2 separate regions of the Mus musculus genome follow, and region 1 is linked to region 2. A link is a loop called in an ENCODE intact Hi-C map of the cell type or tissue named here. Cell type or tissue: left cerebral cortex. All regions are shown on one strand. Links, peaks and the distances in the headings refer to the core of each region. The heading gives the core; the rest is flanking DNA.

Region 1 (2,922 bases), core at 121-2,620, 310 kb after region 2:
ATTCCTGCCTCTCCTCTCTGAACTCTAGGATGTAAGTCCACCATGCCAGCTTCTATTTCTACGTAGTGCATCCTCTGAGTGGTATCTGGTAATCCTTTGCGTCTCTAACCCCCATGGTGGACTTTCCTGTAGGTGGGCCAGCAGACAGTAGGACACCCGCCACCCTCCATCTTATCTGCCTTGCTAGCTCACCGTTTACCTCCGTCCGTGTCATAAACCACACAGTGCACTGCTTTGTTTTTGTTAAAACAGAGACTGTTTTCACTACCGAATTCTAGGTCTCTGTGTTTTCATTCATGTTTTCCTTGAAACATTTGATGTTTGCATTTGCTATTTTCAAGTCCATGTGTGATGATCCCATCACTTTCTATTTTTATATCTAAATATTAATCAGCTGTTTATTCCCTGGAGAGGCCTATTTTCCTGTCTCCAGAGCCAGTAGTGTTTAGCAGCTAGAGATAAAAGGAAAGGAATAGGCACTGGGCTTTTGGAATGCATTGGCTTTGTCCTCCCTTAAGAAGCATTAAGGGTGTTTTTGTTTATTATTTTTTTCTGTCAGTCACTTAATTTATTAAAGTACTGGTCTTCTTAGGCTCTGATTGGACAACTATGGTGGCTCACTCATTCTAACACCAGTTCAGTTTTAGAACAAGCCACATGGTTTCCTAGGTTCCTAGTGTTAATATCAGGCAATACAGCAAGTTTTCTGCTCCTGCAGGTTGAAAAGTAAGACTTCAGAGTGTCACTGGAGGCTCAGCATGCGCTGTTTTAGTCACACCCATGTCATTTTTAAGTGAACAAGGGTGACTTAAAAGGTCTGGAGATCTTTCTCTGCATGACCCTCTTCTTTCACGACTCTACACCACAAACCCTGCTGTACAGTTCCTCTGGTGATCTCTGATTTAGTTATTCTCCATCACACGCACGCAGCCAGCCAAGTTCTCGTGCTCCTCCTTCAACCTCGGCGCTCTTATAAATGGTTCCTGTAAAGGGACTAGAGCTTGCCTCATGGGCCTTGTCTGAGTATCACAGTCTATGTGAATTGTTGGCTAGGAAGCATGTGTGTCTTGTACTCCATCCAACTTTCTTATTGTGTCAGGTTTATCTGGTATTAGTCACTCCACAGTGACCCTAATCAGAAACCTAGCGATAAAAGACTATTCATTTGTTTCACCTTTGAAAGGACTCAATGGATTGGTCTAGCCTGATTCAGGCTAGGAAGGAAGCCTTAGTGAGTTTATCTAATTTGGTCAGACAAGGATTCTTCCATTGTACCTGAGACATATATATGTACATATTTAAGCAGACTGGTTGCATTCAGTTTGTTGCATCTGGATCCTCATAGCTCTCAGATGAAACTGGAGAAGCACATTTGCCTAGTGAGCTCTGTGTCCAAGTACCGCTGATAAGACAGGGCTTTGTCCAGTGAGAGACCCTCCCGCGGAATGGTAAGAAGGCACCGGGAGACACAGACATTGGATAGAAGTTATTCTGACTCACGATTTAATTGTGAATTAATCAAGACCATAAGAAAAAAATTCCACTGAAAATACACACGGATTTCAAATTAAAGGAACATGTGTTTGGCAAAGTGTGCTTTGAGGACTGCCAAACCCCAGCCTTATAGGGAGGGGGAGGAAAGTGCAGCGTGAGAGACAGAGCAGTCCCAGCATGTTAACAGGCTTCTCCTGTCCAGACGTGACCCAAATCAACCTGCAGTAGTCCAGCAGTCTCACATCGGTAGGCTGGTGAGCAGGACACAGTTCCCTTGCAGGCCTTGGGCAAGCAGACGATTTCATTATTAGCCTTACTGTGTGTTCCCTTGTTTGCCCATTAGTAGGTGACTAAAGTTATTTTTGAGGGACTGCCGACTGGATTTTTGTTTGTAAAACTTGATTGTGATACCAGGCCAAAATGAGGTTTTGGACTCAATCTGTCCTGCCACTTGCAGAATGTAGACAATCATGTTTGTATTCTAGGAGCATCTTGGAAATTTTAGGATGTATTCAGAGCCCTCAGCTATTGGCCTATCTTAGAGTATATAGACTCCACATTTGTAAATTTTGCTATTAGTCATTGCAAGCCAGCATCTCCCAGAGACTTCCTCTAGGCCCCAGGAAAACTGGTATTGGGAAAACGTGACTGTAATATAGAATACATTCACTGATGTTCCAAGGCAAAAACAATAAAGAGCTTCTATAACTCTATAGAAAAGAACTAACTCTCTCTCTCTCTCTCTCTCTCTGTGTGTGTGTGTGTGTGTGTGTGTGTGTGATTTAGGCATCTGTATGCTACCCCATGTGTGCAGAGTTCAGATGATAACTCCTGAGTCATTTCTCACCTGCCACCTTGTGGGAACTGGGCGTCAGTCTGAAGTCATCAGGACACCGTGTGCAAGTGTGTCTGCCCACTGAGTCATCTCACTGGCCCAATAATATACATTTTTAGTGAGAAGTTTAATGTGTCTTTTAAATTATACTAACATTTTATTAGGGTCAGTATTGATCTTGTTATTTGTTATATGTAAATGTGCTAAGGAGTTGAATTATTCATAAAGAACACATTTTCAGTTAAGTCCATTTATTTTTGGTGTCTGATTTTTGTGGAAGGTGAGATTTCTTTTGGTTACTTTTATGTTTTATGTGCATGGCTGTTTTGTTTGCATGCGTGCCTGTGTACCACATGTATGAAGTGCCCTTGGATGTCAGAAGAGGATGTCAGGTCCCTTAAGGACTGAAGTGACAGATGGTTATGAGCCTTCATGTGGGTGCTGGGAATTCATCTGGGTCTCCTGGGATAGCATCCCATATTGCTAACTGCAGAGCCATCTCTCTAGGTCCAACTGTGAGATTTCTAACTGGTGTTACATCACAACAGATATTCCAGCAATTGAACTAGATTTTAGCTCTTTGTTTTTGTATA
Region 2 (2,922 bases), core at 264-2,763:
ATTGCATTTGAAATACAAATTATAAGTAAGTTTTTAATATTCACATATTTTGCATATATTGTATATGTCTATGGGGACATATTATGCCCTGACATGTGGAGGTCTCAGGACAATTTTAAGAATTGATTGTTGGGGAACGCCAGGGCCAAGAAGTGGGAGTGGGTGGGTAGGGGAGGTGGGGGGAGGGTATGGGGGACTTTTGGGATAGCATTGGAAATGTAAATGAAGAAAATACATAATAAAAAAAAAGAGTTGATTCTTCCTTCCACCATATGAGTCTTTGAGATTCAACTCAGCTCAGGCTTAGTGGTGAGCACCTTCTCTACTGAACCACTCGCTTCATCGGTCTTAAAAAAGTTATATTTATTATGCATCCTACACCTTTATTTGCTGAGTCTGGCAACCCTGTTTGTATGTAGAGTCAGGAATTTGGGATGTGTCCCCTTGCCACCAGGAAGTTCAGCCTCTAGACAAGACTCCAGGTTACTTACCTGGGCCTGGGATGGGGGTGGGGGTGGGGGTGGGTGGGGGAATCAGTTATTCCATAAGTCTCAGAGGCACAAAGAGCGGGTGTAGTGGATATGTGCCTTCAGTTCTCAACAGTGGAAGAATACAAAATCCCTGACCACCCTCCCACCCTCCCGTGTGCTCTGGCCTCCTGTATGGCACTGTGACCCCCACAGCATCTCCTGCAGGTCCACAGAGCCCCTGTAGCCAGGCTAAGAGTTCTTCACTTCCCCAGTGCTGGATGGTCCAGGCAGCAGGAGGCAACCAGCTGTTTTTACTGTATCCAGCCCAAAACATGTCATGCAGAAAAAATGTCAAGTCGTTTTGAAAAATGTCGGAGGTATAATGAGCCTGACAGGACTGGAGTGGCATTGGCCATGGTCACGTAATTACTACCTCAGTGTTTGTTTACCGTGCAGCCCTTTCTTCTTACACTGGAATTAAATCAATCCAAGCAACAATGCAGCTTTATACAACCCAGGTCTCAGCGCAGACAACACTTCTGCATTCCCAGGTCCCTGGTGAGGGTGATCTTTGCCAGGTTGACTAAGCAACTTAACGGATTCTTTCATATCCGTATCTTCAGACTAAACTCGAGCAGACTTATTAAATTAAACTAAATGGAGGTCACCTAGTTTTCTTCTGCAAGCAATAAAATGTTAAGATAGGGTGAGACACTGAGGTCTGAGATCTAATTTGAATTTAAGCTGCGGCCTGGCACCATACTCCCGAGATCCACTAGATGGCGCTGATGATTCACACCAATGCAGTCGAGACTTTTTTTTTTTTTTTTTTTTTTTTTTTCCACCCCCTTTTTCTTTTTCCTTTTTCTTTTTATGTGCTTAAAAAGGTTAGGCTACTTCCACATACTTCTTCCCTTTACCTCCTCACGTTTGACATTCTCTTGTGTTATTCAAATGGACATTATTTCTCCCTTCCAAGATCTTTCTACCTCTGTGAATTTGTAAACATAAATAATTAGAAGGAGGAAGATAAAAAAAGTCCGTCTTATTTAAACCATCCATCTCTTTGTTGCTCCATTCCTTGATTTTTTTTTTCAGGGTGAACCTCCTTGGGCTTTGTTTCCTTGACGCATTTGGTCAGCATGTCTTCACAAAACTTCTGCAGTTCCTTTAGATTTCCTTCATCTGGTACAGTTGATTTTCCTCTCGCAGATTTATGCCCCGTTTACTTTGGGAAAGGAAATATCTATCCTTAGCATTTGAGTTTTGAGGATTTGCCCCCAACAGTGGGGATCAGATGCCTGTTAAGGTCCCAGCCATCCTCACTTAGAAGCAGACTAGCGGAAAGCTCTCCTGGTAGGAGGGGCGGTTCCATGTGGGTTTGTGGGGCAGGTCTTCTTTCATATACAGAATAAATTCTGGGCCAGACAAGGACAACAAAAGCACAAAGACTGGCAGCTGTTACAGATTTCCACCCCTAATGAGCTACATTTTTTCCCCTAGAGCATGGCTAATATGGGATGGGTCCCTCAGATTTTAAAAGGAATGTTAAAAGGGAGTAAGGTTAGCTTTAATCAAGTTAAAAAAAAAAAAGTCCTAAAACTAATTTCCAGCCAAGCTTGAGACCCATGGAAAGTTCTCTTGTAAATATTACAGCGGCAAGCGGTTTCCTTTATTTTTCTTATGACTCTTGGTTCTCAGAAATCACATCACCTGATTGGCTGGGAGAGCAGGGACCTTCTGGAGGCAGGGTCTCTGTGCTAGACCTGGTATATGCTCTAGAGCTTGCCTTTATGGGGGAGATTCCAACAAGGGAGTGCATCTGTGAGAGATGTTCCAGGCTTCTCTGCTGCTCTGAGATTTATTTAACAGAAAGGAGACTTGGGGTGTCCTGGGGCTTCTAACCATATCAGTGTCCTGTCACCAACTGGGTATCAAATGGCAGTTTGCAGAGTCCCAGTCCCCATTATCTTGGCACCTTGCAGTATGAACCCCCTTAGATGGGAAATAGTTATCTTACACAGTGCACCTGGATATTTCTGTAGCACTCCTTTGAGATAATTGTCAAGTAGTCATTGGTGGATTCCATTATATTGCAGAAAAGGCAGCAGCCATGAAATAAAGATAGTGTAAGCAGGGGAAGGTTAGATTCTGCAGTTGTTGGAAAGATAAGGCCCAAGACTCCTGATTATGAATGTCCTGTCATTCTGTTTAGAAAATCAGGCAATGGATGTCCCCTAAGTGTCTACTTGACAGTTCTGAGGGTTGAGACTTGAGGGGGGGGTGGGGTCACATGGAAGTAGGAAAATACAAAGCTCCTCCTCCTTTCTCTACAGTATGAATTAACCGTATTTAATACAAAATGTCTTACAGCTGTACAACAACTTCCTGTGTCATTTGTCAGGAAATATGAAAAGATTTTCAAGCCCCAAGCAAATTTTGCCGTGAACTT

Evidence for each region. A loop is a pair of places that touch in the nucleus more often than their neighbours do. Peaks named below come from ENCODE experiments on the same cell type or tissue, not always from the same donor. Only the 100,000 strongest peaks of a DNase experiment are listed, where the experiment ranks them.
Region 1: it touches region 2 in a loop (2.7-fold over the local background); 19 of 42 quality-filtered maps call a loop at or near these places.

Annotation. Positions count from the first base shown.
Region 1 is chr14:29,135,921-29,138,842 of GRCm38, reverse strand. All of the region lies in intron 13 of Cacna2d3 (calcium channel, voltage-dependent, alpha2/delta subunit 3), which reads left to right. Among named protein-coding and RNA genes, the nearest start is that of Lrtm1, 120 kb to the right of the region's middle. In left cerebral cortex, for the core only: no CTCF peak of the experiment used is centred there; a DNase peak (open chromatin) is centred at 1,641.
Region 2 is chr14:29,441,620-29,444,541 of GRCm38, reverse strand. The region is part of intron 4 of Cacna2d3 (calcium channel, voltage-dependent, alpha2/delta subunit 3); the gene reads left to right. Among named protein-coding and RNA genes, the nearest start is that of Cacna2d3, 280 kb to the left of the region's middle. In left cerebral cortex, for the core only: a CTCF peak has its summit at 1,240 (motif pointing right); a DNase peak (open chromatin) is centred at 1,230.